2 separate regions of the Homo sapiens genome follow, and region 1 is linked to region 2. Evidence: read pairs that join two places in POLR2A ChIA-PET (ENCODE). Cell type or tissue: HepG2. All regions are shown on one strand. Each heading gives the region's core, and the rest is flanking DNA. Links, peaks and the distances in the headings are about the cores only.

Region 1 (4,401 bases), core at 88-4,087, 180 kb after region 2:
TCATGGTAGTAACAAAGGCATAAATCTAAGAATTTATTGTGCTACATTCTGCAAAGGTAAATATAATTTATTGTAAAATAATATTGAGATATAAGACTATGATATAATATTACTCATTTGCCACTCCAAACTTTTTAGGCTTTAATTTACTTTTGAAAGTGACATTGGCATTCTGTGTGACCACTGATCCTATTTGTTACATGTGTTTGAAATGGTTAAACACAAAAATATGTTTAAATTTTTATTACATGATAGATTATACATTTACTCTTACAGGCTCTTAGTTTGAAGAAATGTTCGGTTTTTTTTCACATTTTACTACTTAAGGTACGTTTGTTGGCTTAGTGTGTGTAAATTATAAAGGTACTCTTAATAATCAAGACTTTAGGCTGGATGCAGTGGCTCAAGCCTATAATCCCAGTGCTTTGGGAGGCTGAGGCAGGAGGATTACTTGAGACCAGGAGTTGAGACCAGCCTCAGCAACATAGCAAGACCCCCGTCGCTACAAAAACAAACAAACAAGAACTATCAAGAAATCAAGACTTTAGTATGTTTTGAATGGTGGATGAGTTTGTTTTTGGGATTTAAAATCGATGGCAGGGACATTTTTACTGCATATACCCTTTTTGTTCATTTTCAGTTGAATCAAGGAAATAGAAACCTTCTCAGTGCTGCAAGCTAAGAATTGCTGTGCACATTGCCTGCCTGTTGGACTCTGTGACTTGTACCCCATCACACCACAGAGCTGTATCTTTAGGAGGCATGCTGTGTGGCATGTGGATCCAATTATCATCACCATGACTATTTCATTTGATGGAAAATCTGTAGTAAATCAAGAATATTAAGTCTGTTTGTTAATATTGAAGTCCTTAGCAGCCAGCTGTGCTGAAACTGTTTGTTGCTTATATTTATAGATGAGTTGAATGCTAATACTCTCTGTCATGGAATGGTCTTATTGTCCATTTTCTGAGCTCGTTACATAGTAAATGGAAGAATTATTTTTTCTTTAGCTTCTCTAAAATTAAAGTTGAGCATGTGCCTTTATATAAATATTCTTTTATGAATAGAGCATTTGAGAAAACAGCATTCATTATTCATTTGTATGTCTTTTAATGAATTTTTGGTTTTTTCCTCTGTCTCAAATGCAACTAAGCATCAAGTTATTGCATATTAGCTTCAATTAGCTAGAATTAGTTTTTTTTTTTTTTTTTAATAACAGTTTGGTGCTCTAGTTAAAAATACATGGTTCCACATTCTGCTTTTGTGTGGCTGCTCTTCCTTTCCCTCTTCTGAATCTAAAGCCAGGCACAGGTTTTTTGTTTTTTGTTTTTTGTTTTTTGGTCATCAGATTTCTGTAGGTGGTTGGGTCATATTAATCTTCATGTTAATGTGTACCTTTTTTTTTTTTTCCACATCTCTACTTCTTGCTGAACTTTCCTCATTATTGAAAAGAGACATTCATTTAAATAAAACAAAAACAGAGCTCTCTGAAAGAAAAGCATTCAGAGACCCACAATAGCAGAACTTCATGTTTGCCAGATTTAACCTCAGTATCAAAATGCAATGGGGGAAAGATGTGCTACTACTGTGTATGACTCAGAGATGCTTACTGGTGACGAGCTCTAGATCCAGTGGTGTCCCTCTGAATTTCCACAGTGCCTGCCTTCACAGTGAACTAAAAATTAAATGGATTTTTTCTTACCCTAGCTGTGTGACAACTGTGGTGCCGTGGGTATGCCACTGACTCACTCTCCTTTTTACTACTGCTACTATCTACCATATTTGGAGTATTTTTTTGTTAGGTGCTGTATTGAGTACCTAACATGCATGATTTTATTGGCATCCTACAGACCTATGAGGTAGATGTTGTTACTGTTGCCATTCTACACATGAGGAAACTGAAGCCACAAGAGGCTAATGTAGCTACTGAAGGTGGGCCACCAGCTCCCGTTCTGATGCCAAAGCCCCAGGCGTTAACCACTAAATTGCCCTAGCTGTAGGTACAAATCCTTCTCCTTGTAAAACTGCTTCAGAGCTGTGTATTACATCATATCTCCTAGGAACTGGCTCCAGGGTATGATAAAAGTATACAGAATTAAGTTACTCCTCCTATCATGGAAAGTCACTTATTTTATGTGTGTTGTGCTTAGTGGAGATAAGGAAACGCTGCTCACCTTCCACTTAATAACCAGAAAACTCATCCTTAAGAGATCCTTGTGGCTTAAACAAACAAACCTCTGCAAGCCTTTTAGCATCCCCAGTCTGGCTGGGGCCAAGTAGTATCTTGTAATTAAGCTATGGGGATTATGTTGCTGTTGCTGATGTTCCCAAGAATGTGGGTAGGAAATGGTGTCTGAATATATAGAAGTCCTAAGAAGGGACCATGGTCTAACATTGGGACTTTTTAAGTTTTGGGGAGGTTGAGGATGGTGTTTATTAAGTCACCTTGGTGCTTAGCTGTGAGGACTGCTGGAGTGGAGGGCTTGGAGCTTTATTCAAAACTGGAAGAAAAGGATGGCAATGGATGAGCTGAGCAGATGTTGAAGCCACCTCGGGGAAGATCTGTGAATGGTATTAGGATGCTGAACAGTCCAAACCTCAAGAGGTTTACAAAGCAGACCAGGATTGACTTGCTTTTGAATAGGTGGGCTTTGTCTCAGTGTTTGAAGGAAATAACTTGACACAGGACTACGTGTGGGGGTAAAGCAAGACAGGACGAGGTTATCTCCAAGTATGAGGGGCATAGACAGAATGAGCAGATTCAAAGAGCTTGGAGCGGCATGTTGGCAGACAAGTGCTCATTCTTGACGGATGTTTCATTGATTAACTTGAGGCTGTACCCATAAATTACCTAGTCATTGGCTAATTTGTACCTTGATATTTCTGCCAACCATGATAAGACAGTATACATTTACCAGTGCAGTTGCGTTAGACATTTTGGGGGGATTTTTGATTAGAAAGGTAGAGTTGGGGTCTTAGAAGGAGAAATTTCTCAGGCAAAAAAGCATTTCAAAGCATGAGCTTGGAGTCAGACCTAAGTTCAGATTATATCCTAGGCTCTTACTAGTCTTGTTATTTTAGGAACATTACTTCTCTAAGCCTATATTTTCTTTTCTAAAATGGTGGACAATAATAAGACTTTCCACAAAGTGCTTTTGGAAGGATTCGATAAGACAGTGTGTTGGAAGCAGCTGGTACCTTGCCTGGCCCACAGTAAATGTTCAGTAAATGTCAGCAGCTGTTGCCTTTCCCACATCCTTTCCATCCTTTAAGCATGTGGCAATTGAACCTGGCCCATAAGCCTTTTCTAGGGGCTGCCTTTGGGGCATATTTCAGAGACTGAGGGCTTCTTCAGAAGCCTGTTGATAGGACAAGCATATCAGGTGCTTTGGCCTGGAAGCTCATTGCTGCTTCCTCTGCCAATATTTTTCATCCGTTTTCCAGATGTACTGAATTCATAGAAGAGACACTAGAAATCATATCTCCTGGTGACAGATGAATTTTCTTTTATTATTCCTTTTATAGCTTATGTGAATTGCATTCTCTTGTCCATGATGGGATGGTTGATCTTCTCTTCTTTGATAGTCTTCTTTTATTTTCTGTAAAATAAGGATATGTTGTATGTTTTTTATAATGTTGTCTGCTCCTCCTTTTTTTTTTAAACCTCTTTATAAGTCATTTCTTTCTTTCCTACAGCGATTTTATGAAGACCTTGTATTCTCATACACAGAGGGGTTATCAGACCCATGTTGGCGTGGTAACAGAAAAATTATCACGTGTGCTCAGAATCTGTACTCTGAAAGGCCCAGTTGCTGAAAACATGATTGTCCTGCATTTTTTTCTTCCTTAGAGCTGGCTTATGTCAGCCTATGGGCTGTTTGCTTGAGCATAGAAATAGTGGTATATTCAAGTGGGAAGCTGAGAAACCATAATGACGAAGGGATGGCAGCGCCATCCTCTTCCAGAGCCTGGGAAGGGCCGCGCAGTTGCACCATCTTTTATGCCATAGGCATTAATGAATCATAAGTCTCTCTTGAAAAATTTCCATGGAGAGTTTCTATGATGTACCTGCCAAAAAGAGATGTGTTAACAAAGCACTTCTTAAAATGGTATTTTTTAAAAGTTCAAATAATTAGGAACAGAGCAAGATGAAGCAGTAGAGCTTGCAGGAGGGAGCAGCGTGCTCAGTGGCCAGAGACTTCACCTGAGTTCCAGAAAATCAGATTTCAGGGCTATTGGCGCATTATCGTAGCCACAAAACGTTGGGGTTCATGTTACCTCTTTTGTCCAGTGGTTTGTGTGTTCCCTTCTCACTGAATTGGATTTGACATTCAATTTGAATTGACAGTGAACTTCGGGGTAATTCCTTTCAGAAACCTGAATCATTTTAGGATCTGGGAA
Region 2 (4,401 bases), core at 317-4,316:
AATGGCATCCAGAAGGGAAAGCCCACACTAGGAATGCTCCCTAGTTTCTTCTCTCTAAATCCTGGCACCTGAAGGAACTGTAGGATCATGCCCTAGCTCCTCTCTACCCACCCTCCTTTTTCCCTATTCCTCCGGGACCTTTGTAAATGGCAATGTTCTCCCTTCTTGCTCTCCTATTCACCAGCACAAGAAGCACTGGAAAAAAGACTCAGAACCTGTCCCACCTGCTGAGCTAGAATGATCTTGTAAGCATCTCAAAGGTGAGATGGCATCAGTGGTCTGAGAAATCTCACACTAACAAACAGCTCACTCGGGTCCAGTCAACTGTACTAACTAAATTGCCCTGAGCTCTGGTTCTCCCTGACAGACCTGGCCTGTCTCTTCTGGTTGGAATAATGATTGGGAAACTGAAGTAAAAGCAGATGAGGGTGCAACAATTACTAGCTTTCCCCTGTCAGAATAAAACAAAATTCAAATAAATACAGGTATCTTACCTCCATGTGGACATACAACTTCTCAATTGTTTCTGCTTGCTTTTCACAAAATAAGCAGACTGCAGAGGCAGGGTGTTCTTCCCAATCAGACCAGTCACTGAATTAAAAAAGAGGAGAGAAAATACGGAGATTCCCTTCATTAAGAGAGTATACTACACAGTGACTTGGTATTGCTTTCTCCTTACTAAAAAACCCTGCCAATCTCTTTCAACTCTGACATTTTGGTAAAGACTGTCACATCATATTATGACTCTCTGATATAGCTTTTGAAATTCAAAGCAGCACCATGAAATTAATATACATAGTGAACAGGTGCTGTTCCATTTTCTCCTATTTGCCGTTCTTCTGAGTAGCTATCTCAGTCTACAGTCAGAGGAATGTCGTCCTGAGACAATGAGGTTTAATTTGCAAAGGAGACATATCAGAAAATGTGATGCTCTCTCCCATTAACCACAACCACTGAGTGCACACGCTGTGAGGTGTGATGCCGGGAATGTGTTTCTGCATGACAAATAGTGTATTTTACAAAGGCAAACCGTGTCTCTTTCACGAGGGAAATACTGATTATTTTAAACTGGGCAAGTGTTAAATCTGGCGGTAGACAGGGAACTCAAAAAGGATACAGGATCCCTTTTACCACTTTCCCCGCTCCTTGGCATTTCCCTTTTTGAAATACTACCAACTTCTTATCATTCCCAAACCAGGAAAACTGCCAGGAGGGAAGAGTTGTGGAGACAAGGAACACCCATTCAAATTCAGATGAGAGAATTTTTCATGGCAAGCTCAGAAATGATCACTGATAAGACTCTCAAGATCAACCTAACCCAATTCACACAGAAGCTTCCCTATTAGAAAACAGGAAACATTTTCCTTAACTCTATCCATCCAGGAGGGAGCCACCAGTCCCGGCCCAGGTCATGACTTACTATTTATAACCTTTTGTGTCATTAAAACTTTAACATTCACTGATTAAATATTCCAACTAGTATGTCTTAATGGGAAAGATGTTTTTATTTCAGTCTGGAAGACTCTCTGCCTGAATCTCTATGCATCAAGAAAATTCAGCAAATGGCAGCTCTCTACCTTTGGGCTTTACCTCACTATTAAAATAATAATAATTTAAAATCCTGAGAGAGAAAAAAGGCCAAAAAGCTTTGACTGAAAAGAAGATGAAAAATAAGAAATCCTTTTAGGTTGAAAAGAACATTTCTCAAGCTTATAATTTCAAGCAAAGAAGCTGTGAATGTTTAAAGTTAGTCATCAATGGCCCGAACACAGAACAGGATTAACTTCAATGCAGTTATATTCTCTATTCCAATGACAGCAACATGGAGAGTTCAAAGATCACATCACTTCAAGGTCTGAGCACTAACTGAGCAGGCAAAGCACTTCGGAATGTATTTTTCTCTGAATTATATATTACTTGTGTGTTCAATCAATAGCTTTAATTTAGTTGGAATAACAGTGTCTTTAGGAATTTTTATGTCAAAGTTATTTTGAATTCAAGTTTTTGCCACATTACATGAAGGGATGCATGGCTCAGAGAAGGTATTTTTTTCTTCTTATGTTCCCGCTTCATAATTTAAACCAAACTAAAGCATTGTCTTCTTACTCTTGGAACACTGCAATTAATTAGCAGCAATAACAACTCTTACTCTTCCTGATGGTCCAGCAACTCCCGATCATCTTCCAACTGAACTTCTTCCCACGATTTTCCAAGTTCCTTTGTAGGAAGAACAGAGGGATGAGAGACATTGGGGGAAAGAGAAGGGAGAGAGTATGTAGAACTTTGAAAAAAATCAAAACCAAAAAAATAAACAAAACCACCCATGTTTAAATGGTTTTGAAACAGTACAAGTAGGATATACAGATGGCCCAACTTATGATGGTTTGATTCAACACTTTTTTTTGACTTAATGACAGTGCAAAAGCAATATGAAGTTGAAACCTTAATGAGATAATTTTTTAGAGAAGCAGCAATATCCTTTCAGTCAAGTTCTTTTCTCTTAAATTTGAACCAGTGTTTCTAAACCCTGAATGAGTATTAGAATATCTGGGATTCTAATGGCCTTTGTTCATTGTTACATTTCCAGAGCCTGGCATACAGTGGGTACTATTACTATAAACTATTTTTTGAGTTGAATTAGAAAGTAGAATTCAATTTGTTAGAAATAAAAAATAAAAAAATACACTTGAGGTCAATTTAGATTCTACCTCAAAAGGTTTTTTTAAGGTGATTAAATGAATGAGTTACTGTCTATAAAGAAATAGTACTAGGCATGAGTAGGTGCTCTAGTACCTACTCAAATCCCTTTTATCCTTTGCCATCAGTGGAAAAGTTCCACTCTTTTGGCGCTATGTCTGGCAAGCCTAGTCACAGCGTTAGCAAAACTTTATGGAGTGATGAGTAGGAATGATTTATTTTGGCCCAATTCTTTTGTTCCCCTTGGGCCGTTTCTTCCTCTCTTCTTGCCCTGTCTTCTTTCTATCCAATCTTCCCATTGTGCCATGCAAAAGCAGACAATGTCACAAAGAGAGAGGTAGGAACATTAATGGATATGTTTTCAAGCAGCTAAACTATGGTTAGGATCAGGCCCACCTGACCTGCTACAAGCATGGATAGCTTTGTTGTTCAATATCCTTTTGGAAAAACAAAACCAAAATTCACTCAATTATGGACTCTTTTTCCCCCAAATAAAGGTATTCATCTAGCTAAAAACAAAGAACTATGAGTGCCATTATGATTTAGAGGGAGAAAGAAAATCCATTATTCATCAACTTAATGAGAGGTTTTGAAGCTGTCATTATCAGCTAAATGATGCATACATTTAGATATACAGAGATCTATCATAATGTCATTAGAGATGGTTAATTTGGACTCTATAATGTACTTCCCAGAGTCATCATGAAGTGTCTGAATCTCATTACAGAACACCAAAAATGGCCTCAACACTGCCAACAAGATGCTTGTTAGAAAGTTTGGTAATGAATTAAATCTTTCATGCCTTACTTGGTTTTTCTGTACTTGGACTTAAGGTCATGGTTTTATTGCTGCAAGGTATTACTAAAGTATGGGCCTTCTGTGATTTGATCATTCTGAATGATAAGGGCAAATGTTGCTTGTCAATGAATATTTTGAGCCAAAAGTACAAAAAATATCTTTCACTGTTAAACTTCTAAACTCAAAGCATTATTTTGCAACTTCCTCAGTGTTGAGTACAATATGTAGAGAGTTATCTAGGCCACACAGCATTAACCACTTACCCCACTTGAGAGGAAAATGAATGTACATGTTTATCAGTATATTAGGAAATAAGCAATTTGCACGTGAAAGTGGCCCAGTTTCCTAGAGTGCTCTGATTTGGTACAGTTAAAGATATGATTTATTATAGAAACAAGACCCAAAGCAAAAAAAAAAAAAAAAGCACATAACTCTCTAATTAAGACACTGTGCCTGCTAATGAATCATGTCAGGAAAGCAAAGAATGTAAGAAAAACAAAGTTTGGAAGGCATATCACTAAAGATGTTCAGACACCCCCTCAAACCCCTGCATCAGATGGCTCATGAATAATGAGAGGGTGGAAAAAAACATGGAAAAAAAAGATCCCCTTCACCCATCACACTTCTGCCCTAATACATACACACTTACATGTGCTTACACAAAACTCCACCAGAAACAGAAAGAGAAGTGTTTTAAGTGTAAATAACTTCACTAGAGAAAACTATAAAAAACTATGAAAAATCAGTTAAAAGCTTACTTTTGTTATAAGTGGCTTTGTATACTTTAAGAATAAAAAAATTTAAATCAAAGAATGATAAAAATCATAGCAAAACCAATTCCCTTTAGAAAAACTCAGGGTTTGAAACATGAGCATCGTAGGAATATGTAGCTGAAGCCTCGATGTT

What was found. ChIA-PET counts read pairs that join two places held together with the same protein. Peaks named below come from ENCODE experiments on the same cell type or tissue, not always from the same donor. Only the 100,000 strongest peaks of a DNase experiment are listed, where the experiment ranks them.
Region 1: POLR2A ChIA-PET joins it to region 2 with 5 read pairs; 2 of 35 experiments call an interaction of 5 or more read pairs at or near these places.

The regions. Positions count from the first base shown.
Region 1 is chr7:112,148,772-112,153,172 of GRCh38, reverse strand. All of the region lies in intron 1 of DOCK4 (dedicator of cytokinesis 4), which reads left to right. Among named protein-coding and RNA genes, the nearest start is that of DOCK4, 55 kb to the left of the region's middle. In HepG2, for the core only: no CTCF peak of the experiment used is centred there; no DNase peak of the experiment used is centred there.
Region 2 is chr7:112,333,920-112,338,320 of GRCh38, reverse strand. It overlaps ZNF277 (zinc finger protein 277), which reads right to left. Exons shown (of 12, transcript NM_021994.3): 8 at 2,150-2,217; 9 at 495-591. All of the region lies in intron 2 of ZNF277-AS1 (ZNF277 antisense RNA 1), which reads left to right. Among named protein-coding and RNA genes, the nearest start is that of ZNF277-AS1, 14 kb to the left of the region's middle. In HepG2, for the core only: no CTCF peak of the experiment used is centred there; a DNase peak (open chromatin) is centred at 1,830.